Regions from separate parts of the Homo sapiens genome. Here region 1 is linked to region 2. The links are chromatin contacts, found by Hi-C or POLR2A ChIA-PET in ENCODE. All regions are on one chromosome and are shown on one strand. The core of a region is the stretch at or near the end of the contact, and the rest is flanking DNA. Distances in the headings are between cores, read along the strand shown. Region 1 has its middle 27 kb from the start of WNT16. Region 2 has its middle 140 kb from the start of FAM3C.

Region 1 (5,591 bases), core at 1,356-3,855, 230 kb after region 2:
ACCCCATTCCCCTTATTTACTCAGTGCATGGAATTTAGCCAGCTATTGGTAGAAAAACAATGTGATTAAATTCACTCATATCGTAAATGTCTAATAGCCCCAACCCTCCCAAAGATATTAGCATCTTAAGAGAGCCTGGAGGTTAATTTAAGTGATTTCACTAATTGAAAGGATTTCAAACAGTAGAATGCAGTAAAATAAAGAATTTTGGACACAGTAGGGAGTCATCTGGTAACAAAGCAAGAAAGCTTTTCATTTGTTCTGAATACCAGACACAGCTTTGTACAAAAGTATGAGTATCAATCTTATGCCTTGCAGTCCTCTTTTTACTTCCCAGATTCATATTTCAAAATCACATATAATGCTACTTGCAAAATTAAATTGCTGAAGAATATATCTACTGTCTTGACTTAGGAAAAAACATGCAGAGAAATCTTTTAGCTACTGCACTGTTGCAAAAAAAATATAGAATTGGTGAGTGTAAAAGAAAAAAGTACCTATCTGAAACTCACTAGAAACAGATATCACCCTACCTCTACTTTTCAGTGAAAATGTGATCTCTCTACCCATAGCACTTCCAGTTCCATAATTAAATTCAGTTGCATTGTTAATGTACTGTTGACATTAACTTGTATCTCATATACACAAGACTGGGAATACACACATGCTAACTTGAAACAGCTGTTTGCAAAATTATTACAATATGGCATACTTCTTTTAACCATTATGTCTTCTATTTAAACATGATTTGCATCTGTAAGCGCTTATCATATACAAAATTAAGGGAAGATTTATAATGTAAAAATGAATTTTGATGTTGCATTAATATTGCATTTGGTGATAGTATGGTAGAAAAAGAAAGCAAGTAGAAATATTTGTATGGATCAGAAGCCATGCCCATTGGTCTATATGCTGGAAGGGCAGGGCCTGCATGAATATCTTCCCATATACTTTAGGCTCCAATAACTCACATCTCTAAATGGGGCAATCAGTATAGCTTTTTTCCTGGCTCCTCAATTTTTGGTGTCAAAATAGCAGACTCTTCCAGATAAGTTATGTGATACTCCCTGCTTCTTTTAATAGTCTCATTTCTGGCTAGCCGATACCTGAAATTCCACAACTAGAAATGTCTTACTTTGTCCTCTCTTAAAACTTCAGTTATGAGGGCTTGAGATATGGTTCATTTAGACATGGGCATAACTTCATCAAATCCTTTCCAGTTTTGCTAGGGGCAGGGTGGAAAGAACATCTGCTTCTTCTGAGATGAGCGAGGTATAGGGGTACAGCAAAGAGCAGGCCTGAAGCACCATAGCCCTGTGCAAACTGCAAGCCTCAGGGCCCAGCACCGGGTGTCAGCAGCTCCCTGAACTTCTAGCAGCCTCCCCATTGAGTCCAGGAGGACAACTTCCACATGTACCTGACATCTTCCCCAACTACTTCTTTCGTACTCTACCTCAATCCCAACTGTAAATATACTAAAAACCACTGAATTTTATGCTTTAAATGAGTAAACTTCATGGTAGGTAAATTGTATCTCAATAAAACAGTTACAAATAATACATATAAACAATGGGAACAAACATTTGGTACTTGCTAAACAGGGTATCAGGAAATGATGATATTAATACTATTTCTAACATAGTGCGTTGTCAAAGCCTTTTAGATAACTTCTATTTCGAGCACAATTTTTAACTCCAGAAAATGCTAGAGTTTGTTAGTGCATTTGTTTGTGTGTTTTTTTTTTTTTTATAAAAATTCATGAGTGTCTTTCCTGTGCCAGGTAATTTGTTTCTAAACTGAGAGTGCAAAGATTAAAACATAATAATGCTAAGTGAAGGAAAGCAGCCAAAAAGACCACATATTGTGTGATCTTATTTATATGAAACATCCAAGGTAGGCAAATCCATAGAAACAAAAAGCAGATTGGTGGTCACTGAAGTCTGAGGAGTGGAGGTGGGGAAAGTTGAAGAGTGACTGCTATGTTTCTTTTTGGGATGATAAAAAAGTTCTAAAGTTAGATTATCTTGATGACTGCAGAACTGTAAATATACCAAAAACTACTTAATTTTACACTTTAAATGAGTGAACTTCATGTAGGTAAATTTTATCTCAATAAAACAGTTAAAAATTTTGCATATCCACAATCAAACAAACAACTCAGTCCCTTCCGCATGGAGTTTACATTCTAGGGAGGACAAACTTAAACAGACAAAGAGAAAATGGCTGGGTTGGGGTAAACAGGGAACGCTAAAGGAATGCAAAGAAAGAATACTTTGATCAGTGTATGAGGAATCAGAGAAAGATTCCTAGAGGAGATGGCATCTGAGCTAAGAAGTAGTGAACAGAGAAAAGAATGAGAGAGAGCAATGTTTGCTGAGCCCCTACTCTACATTAGAGATTGGATAGTAGAAAGATGAATGGCTCAAGGTAATCAAATAGATGATTGTAGGTAATTATACCGTGAAAATGCAATAATGGAGGTGGACACAGAAACCATCTAAGTCAAAAAGGGGAAACGAAAATGGGTGGAGGCCAACTAGAAATTCGATTTGGAGGAAGAAAGTTATGAGCTGTAGAACTGTGATCGTGCTGGGTGTCCTCCACCCAGCGGAACCTCTGCCACAGTTTACAGGACTTAGTTATGCTGCCGCATAACTAAGGGTTATGACTTACCCCTCAGCCATACTGAGGGTCATACTGAGTCATACTGAGGGATATGACTTACCTCTCAGCCACCCATCTCAGCATTTGCCAGTGAGAAGGCCCTGTGAGATCTGAGGGCAGAGGCACGGCATGTGGCCAGAGTCCCTACTGAGAGTGATTCCCATAAGTGAACTTTACTGATCCATTTACTTTCATCAGGGTACAATGTTGCCCTGCTCTCTTTCTTTCCCCGAGTTCTCTGTAGTTTTAAAGTTTAAACTATAGTTTATCGTTCTCTCTAGTTTTGGAGCCCTCGTGACTCCACAGTCCAACATTTCCTAGTATCTTCTTATTTTGGTGATTTCTGGCAGTTGGGTTACTTGTCACCTCTTAAGAAAAGCATCTAGCAAACATCTCCCCTAACACGTCCCTCCCTGCTCTGTCACTGCCTGGCGGAGGCCTCGAAGTGCATTCCCCACATGTTCAGACGAGCACTTGGTAAAGGCATCCAGAGATATAGAACCTGTTATACTAAAGGTTTTACATACTGCTATAAATAAAAAATAAAAGGAATGTTTTAAAGGAACTAATTCGATGGATATAAGATTATTTGATACTGCTCCATTATCTATTTCATTGTGTGTGTATGTGTGTGTGCATACATTTTATCTATACATACACACACACACACACACACGTATTTATACAGTATGGATGAGTTTTTATTTGAAAATAATCCAGAATTCCTGTTTTCAAGTCTTTTATTTGACACACACTCTGCCCAGACACAAACCAGGGAAGGTTTGGCTTTGACCCAACAGTTTTGACTTTCTTGTCTGCAGAGGCAGCATAACAAGTCCATGATCAGTGGTGAAGGGAAGGCATTTATTTTCACTGTATTTGACAAGCATCCCTCCCAGGGATGCTTCCATTGGAAGAGAAATCGACTTCAAGAAGCTCAGTACTTCAAAGACTTATGATGACCCCAGGAAAGAGAAAAACACCATGTAAGCCAATCACCCACTTTGTGATTGTCCATTCTTCTGGGAAATAAGAATCTGAGATGCAATGTCTGTATCAGCCTCATCTCAGAATCCATAAATAATTCACAGAAGGTATCAATTTATTTATAGGATAGGTGGCCAAGAGAGACTTCCGGCTGTTTACCAATAGCATGGCTCTGGAAACTCCATCCTATTGAAATAATTCCTGTTCTTGGCAGGAGTAACTTGAGCTAAGGGTGTATCCACACCCTTTTAAAAACATGCCAGTGATTTTGCATAACTAATATGAACATTGAAATGGGTATTCTATAGAGGCAAGTGTGAACAGAGATCAGGTTTTCCCCTGTGGGTATGCACATGTAGTGGAAACTGATGGACCCAAATTTGTGCCATTTGATGACTAAACTCATTCTGGGCTGCAAAGGCATTGTTTCAGTTTTCTCTCATAATATTTTTAATTCAGACCAAATTTTATCTTATAAGTAGAAGAAGTAGTTGCAAATAATTCCATGCCCTGCCAATGACATAGGCACTGATTTTTAACAAAAGGCTCATAAACTCTTTTTATGATACTGTAAAACTGGAGAGCCTGTGCCCATTAAAACATAAGCTTCATGTTACATGTAATTAAGGCAAGAAGGAGAACATAAAAATGTAAGCTTTAAAATGTATCTTGTATTACATATTAAATGCACACAGAAAAATACTGCATAAGTTCCATTTCAAAGGCAAAGGTAAGGACAAGCAGGAATGATCACAGTAGATGAGTAAGCCCTTCGGTGAAAAAATCAATTTAGTAAAAAATGGGTTTCTATTTCAAGTTCTTGAGGATATACTATATTGATGATTAGAGCACATTTTCTATTTTTCCTGATTTTTAACTCAGAAAATATCATTAGAGTCACATTCACTTGCTATTTGGTTAATCTAGGTTATAATTTTTGGTCCACTAAAGACTTAAAATTATTATTTCCTTTTTCTTTGGAAATTGGACCCTCCAATGTGATTCATACTAAGAAGAGGTTGAAGAGATGTCCAAGAGCTGTCAAAGGTAGCTAGAAGGTGCTCTTATGTATCCATCCCCAAACCCAGTGGAGAAGAGCTTCCGCTGGTGTGAAGGCCTATGCTGTAGCTTCCTTTCAATCCTGCACAGACCATGATGTACCTCATGGACTATCCTCGGCTGCACTGCATTCAGTGTTGGCATTTTGCACTCTTATTTCTGTGTATTTATTGAAAACGGACACAAGAATTCTGAACCCCAGATATCCAGCTATTAACGTAAAAAAGATCTACTGGAAACCAAACAACCTCTTATACCTAAGTGGAGATTAGTGGATACATGGTTATATTACAAGTTACAACATATGGTTGTTTCATTTTAGTGTCCTTAAATTTTTTTCTAATATTCAAATTTATGATTTAATTTTAAAGGCATACCAATTATAGACCAAATAAAAATTTGAGACTGGAAAGAAAATTAAAATGTTTACCTGGATGGCATACACTGAGATTTCAATCTGCATATTTTGAACAGGTTTTATTATAAAAAAGAAAGTGGAAATACAATTGAACAAAATATATAAATAAATTGCATACCATCATTAAACTGTGTAGCGTAGCCCCAAAAGCTACATCAAATAGCTGCATTTCACCAGCCAACCATAAAATAAGTCACTATATAGTTGAGAATCAATTGGATACATTTTGTATTTATGAAACCATGTTACTTCTGAATTCTTATGTACCAATAATCAATTGTAAATATTTTGCTTTTAAAACATATCTAAACATTTTAATGGATTTCATAGGAATTACTCTTTCATATTATACAAAGTATATTTTTTTATTTTATATGATAAAATGAATCATGTGATGCTACACATAAATCACCTTAAGAAGACATCTTGGTTAGAGATATTAAATGTCTACTCATAACCTAAT
Region 2 (5,526 bases), core at 2,721-5,220:
TTTAAAAAATAGTTTTAGCTAAAATGCCAATAGAGAAGATACTACTAAATATACTCAGTAATTCAAGTCAAGAAAAGGAAGGGAGAAAAAGGAATGAATAAGAAATGAGACAAATAGAGAACAAACACCAAATGGTGGACTTGTGGCCAAATATATTAATAATTGTATTAAATATAAATAAAGATTTTATTGTCAAGATTGTCAGATTGAATGAAAAAGCAAGGCCAAATGATGTACTGTTTGTGGAAGATAAACTTTAGATATGAAAAAATATAAAAATGTATTATTACAGTTGGATACTTTAACATACCTCTCTCAGTAATCAATATAGTTAGGGACAACCAAATCAATTTATATATAGACAATTTGAACAGCACTATCAATCACCTTATCCTAGTTGATATTTATTGAATGCTATCCCCAAAATTAGAAGAATATATATATTTTTCAAGTTCTCACAGGTAAAAGTATACATTAAATTCTTGTATTAGTAAAGAAGAAAGGTCACAATCAGTTATGTAAACTTCTACCTAAAGAAAATTTAAAAAAGAAGAACAAATTAAACCCAAAGTAAGCAGAAGTAATGAATAATAAAGATAGGGGTAGGAATCAGTGAAGTAGGAAACAGAAGAACAATAAAGAAAGCCAATGAAGCTGAAAGCTGGTTCTTTGAAAATACCAGTATCATTGATAAACCTCTAATCAAACTGAACAAAGAGAGACAGGGAGGAAGAAAGAAAGAAAGTCAGCACACAAATTCACATTTTCAGGAAAGAAAGGAGGAGGCCTGGCACAGTGGCTCACACCTGTAATCCCAGCACTTTGGGAGGCCAAGGTGGGTGGATCTCTTGAGGTCAGGCGTTTGAGACCAGCCTGGCCAACATGGTGAAACCCCATCTCCACTAAAAATACAAAAAATAGCCAGGCGTGGTAGTGAGTGCCTGTAGTCCCTCTTACTCAGGAGGCTGAGGCAAGAGGATCACTTGAACCTAGGAGGCGGAGATTGTGGTGAACCAAGATCGTGCCACTGCACTCCAGACTGGGCAAGAGAGCGAGACTCTGTCTCAATTAAAAAATTAAAAGAAATAAAACCTTTAGGAAGAAATATCAAGTTTACACAGACTTGTAGACAAATAGAGGAGGAAAAGTCACTTTCCAATTCATATTATGGGGAAAGAGTAACCTTGATACTAAAACTATATATGGACATTACGAAAAAGGAAATTAGAAACCAATAGCACTCATAAACATAAGCATAAAAATATATTTCCAAACCAAATTCATTAATTTATAAAAAGAATAATACAATGTATCTAATTATGGTTTAATTCAGTAATACAAGATTGATGTGATAGTTTAAAAATGTAACACATTAACAAGTTAAAGAAAAATCATGTGAGCATTTCGATAGATGCCAAAAATGTGTTTGACAAAATTCAATATCAATTAAAAATTGTTTTAAAACTCCCAGCTAACTCTAAATAGAGAGAGTTTCCAATCTGTTCAAAGGCATTTGCAAATAAACAAAACCCCTAAAAGCATAGAAAACATTTATACCTAACTGTGAAAGGATACTTCCCTTTCAGTATTGGATACAAGGAAAGGATGGCCACTCCAACCACTTATATTGAGTGTTAGACTTTAGAGACTCACTATGGTATAGCGCGGGGCTCTCTCTCTGCTTGGAGTACTTCTGTAATGCATCTAGCCTGCTGACCCAGGTAGGCCTTTGTCTGCTGAAACTTTAGCCAATGTGCATTCAGAACATCTATACCTACCCCCTAATGTGGAATAATGAGACTTCAGGGGACTCCATATAATGCACTACTTCTCTGTTTTTAGGTTATCCCCAATAAAACCTATATTATATCTGTATTTTGTTTGTGATACGTTTGCGTGGATACTGAATATATCCTGGAATTTATTCATACATATTTTAAACAAACATATTCTAAATGATGTTTATGAAAATTTATTACATGTATTATTTTTAGTAATAACAAAATATCAAAAATAAATAACTGCTCAGTAATAGAGTGCTGGTTAAATAAAGTAGGTATATCCAACAAATAGAGTGTTAGTCATAAAAAATCAAGAAATTCATTGTGTAACATGTAATGATCTCCAAGATACAATCGTAAGTGAAAGAACAATGCAAAGAAAACTATATAATTGAAAAATAAGGGATAGAGATAGGCAGATAGATATGTATTTATTTGTATATGCATAACATATCTCTGTAAGGATAAACAAAAGGAGTTCAGTATTAGTTAATTCTAGAGCAGGGAATTTGTTGCCAGAGTAACAATATGGAAGGGAGATTTTTGTTATACCTTTTCTTCCTTTCGAATGTTGAACCATCTTAACGTATTAACTAACCCAAAATGAAATCCAGTTTAAATTTAAAAAAATCTCGTTGCTGTGAATCACAGTAACATTTAGTTCTGTCCATGTAGTTCTATACCTAGCACATGGGATATCTCCTGCTGTTATGCATAAGATAGGTTGAAATGTGATAATGGGATTAGAATCTAGACAAGGGGATAGGATAGTGCAGACACAGATGATGACAATGAATGTTATGTGCCAAGTTCCACGACACAGTAAAAAAAATCTTTAATTTATATGAGTCAGACTTGAAGTCTCTTATGTGCAAAGCTGTGCTGAAAAGACATGTCGTAGGGACAGTTCTACAACCCCACCTTTCTTCCCTTGCCGCTACATGCCTGTCTTCCTGCTTAATCCTGCTGCCATGTAAAAACAGCTGCCTCTCACTTGTCCCCCACTTGACCTTATTTTATCTGATGCTTTAAAATCCCATTTCACGCAGTCAAAGCTAGCAAAGAAGATAAAGCAGGATTTAGAAGAAGATGGATAATAGAAGGGAAAGGAAGAAAAGCTTTCCTGTGATAAAAATCTGGAAATCTAACCACCAAATTGTAACGTAATTTATATGGGAAAATTCATTTTTGTTTTCTACACAACCAGAACATCAATAAAACACTTTGAAAGGTAACCTGTTTGTAAATTGAGGAACTTCTATGCTTATACTTCCACATGGAGGCATGAAGACTGAGTCACAACGGCAAAAAAAAAAAAAAAACTCCTCAAGATTGATACTTAGACCCATTTAGCAAGGAGGCCTTCTTTTTCTTGAAAATAAATATTATATTGAATTCCATTTACGTATAGTTAATGCTGGCCAGTTTGTGGAGATTGTGGAAAAGCAAAAAAAAAAAAAAAAATGTTAGCACAGGCTTCAAGGGACAATTCTAAAGACCTTCAAGACAGTGACTTCAAGTAGCTTTTTTCCCTCATCTATCACTGACACAAAAATATGTGAAACAGATGGTGGTTCTTGGCTATATATAGTTTTTGTTGAAACTTGTTAAAAACAGTTTGGATCATGATTAAGAAATCTTACCACCTCTTAGCTGAAACATACCCCAAGGTTTTTCTTAGAAGGTGTTAGAAAGGCAGCTGATGATTATAGTCAATGTTTCCTTCTTCTACAAATAAAAAAAAATCTAAAACCACCAATGGCCTTCTGGATACAAGCAAATAAATACACAAAATCAAAGACAACTGGGAGATGTTCATAACTAGTCTAGTTTTTTTATTGAATAAACAGCTGTACTTTGGGTTATTGACATACATATACATTATATGAACTCTTACTTTGACTTAACTTTTTTCTTGCATGAGTCATTGTAGTCATTAGACTGTTTACTGTTTCCTGTTTTGCCCTCCTGGGTGCTGAGTAGATTGACACGTCTTTGCTCCCTTGTGTTTGAATGGGGCTGTGTGATTCATTTGAGCCAGAGAGTTGTGAACAGTGTGTGGTGTGGCTCCCCTGGGCCTGTGCACTTAAGTACCAATGCCAGACCGCAAAAAATTTTTTGTTCCTTTGTCACATTAACCAGAAACAAGTAAGATAGTGGCCACTCTTGCAGCTGAGTTCCTTGACTGACCACAAGAAGCAAAGTTTCATTACCGAACTGTCGTGGACATGCATCAGGAGTGAGAAATAAAGCTGTATTGTTTTAAGCCCTGAAAGTTTTTAGTTTGTTTATTACTGTAGTGTAATCTAGCTTACCCTGACTGATACAGATCATGCTGAAGTCACTGGCAATAAAGCAACAGCCAATGACTTGCCAATGGAAAGGCAGAGAAAAGGAAGGTCTATTCCCAGAGAGAGCATTGCTTTTTCCACGTGAAACAGGACAAAAAAGCAAACAAACAACAAAACAAAAAACAAGTATTCCCAGGCATATATCTGCAATGCTACAGCTGTCCTTTAAGAATGACTCTCTTAATTATGCTCTCGTGATTGCCAAAACATAGAAGCCACTGGAACGAATTTGAGTAAAAAGGATTATGGGATCATTAGGATCTCATAAGTGAAGAAAATCTTAGGAGGTGGAGGAAAAAAACATTAAAAGAAAAACACGTAAGAAAATTAGAGAACCAGTTCAGGAAGTTGACTGGGATTTCTACAAGAAAGAAAAATGAAGGAGATAAATTAGGAATTAAATATAGTTTTCTAGAAATGAAGTTTTTAAAATTTCAGATTGAAAAAAATCCACTGAATTCTCTGCATAAAGATTGAAACCTAACAAGATACACCATGCTGAAATATCAGAATACTGGTGACCACGAGAGGATTCTAAAAAGTCTAGGAGAAACAGGGGTAGGAAGAAAGAAACTGAGAGAGAGGAAAAAGAAAGAAAGGAATGAAGGAAGGAGAAGAGAGAAAGGGAGAAGAAGAGAGGGAGGGAGGAAGGATGGAAGGAAAAAAGAAAGGAAGGAAGGAAGGAAGGAAGATTTCTGACAAAGCATCAATAATCATAATGCATTCTGTATTAGGATGGCATTAGGTGTTGTGTAAAATAGAATCAAACTATAAAATAGCTCAAACATATTAGTTTATTTCTTGTTCAGGTAAAAATCCAAAGTTTCTAGTTAATGGGCAGTTTTTATTTAGTACATCAGGGACTAAGGAACTTTCTTATATTGGGGGTTTCTGTTCTCTAGAATGTCATTATCACCACATTCAGCTGGAAAAATGGTGGGGGGAAGTATGTAGGAAACGTATTATTTTCTTAAAGCCTTTGATCAAGAAGAAAACACGTCACTTTTACTAAAACTGCATTAATACCAGAGCAATCATAACTATAAGCAAGGCTGAAAAAATGCAGCATTGTTGTGCAACATGGAATAAGAGGGACAGGATTTTTAGTGACTAGCCAGCAGTGTAGAGGGAGTAAGAAGGCCCAGTGAGTTCACTAGCAGTAAAGAGGGCTGGTTTCCTTTAGGATCTAAGAAAATAAAATGATGCTTCTGTGCAGGTGTGCAACTGTGCAATAAAAAGAGCATCAAATAGTAAAAGTTTGCGATGCTTGCTTGGAACTGAATCATTTTGATATGACTAATTAGGAAATATGGCTTCATGTGTATTATTATACTGGCACCTGCTGGGTGATATAAATTTGGTGGGTCTCTTTAGGGATATGTTGGCAATACTCC

The links. Hi-C counts contacts between places; a loop is a spot of excess contacts on that map. ChIA-PET counts read pairs that join two places held with the same protein, here RNA polymerase II (POLR2A). Pooled maps may share reads with other maps.
Region 1: a map of GM12878 shows a loop between it and region 2 (2.1-fold over the local background). The contact joins two enhancer-like sites. A Hi-C loop is called at or near these places in 2 of 168 maps with a recorded cell type or tissue (GM12878 and HCT116), 10 of 37 single-sample maps with no recorded cell type and 7 of 50 pooled maps. POLR2A ChIA-PET finds 5 or more read pairs at or near these places in 1 of 52 experiments (PC-9).

The regions. Positions count from the first base shown.
Region 1 is chr7:121,299,530-121,305,120 of GRCh38, reverse strand. No RefSeq gene overlaps it. Among named protein-coding and RNA genes, the nearest start is that of WNT16, 27 kb to the left of the region's middle. RefSeq lists an enhancer at 2,719-2,788. Within about 2 kb of position 2,605, at least 4 of the 41 ENCODE cell types and tissues checked have a DNase peak (open chromatin) inside an H3K27ac peak, as active enhancers do; they include HCT116, where a contact is called at or near this core.
Region 2 is chr7:121,528,880-121,534,405 of GRCh38, reverse strand. No RefSeq gene overlaps it. Among named protein-coding and RNA genes, the nearest start is that of FAM3C, 140 kb to the right of the region's middle. Within about 2 kb of position 3,970, at least 10 of the 41 ENCODE cell types and tissues checked have a DNase peak (open chromatin) inside an H3K27ac peak, as active enhancers do; they include HCT116, where a contact is called at or near this core.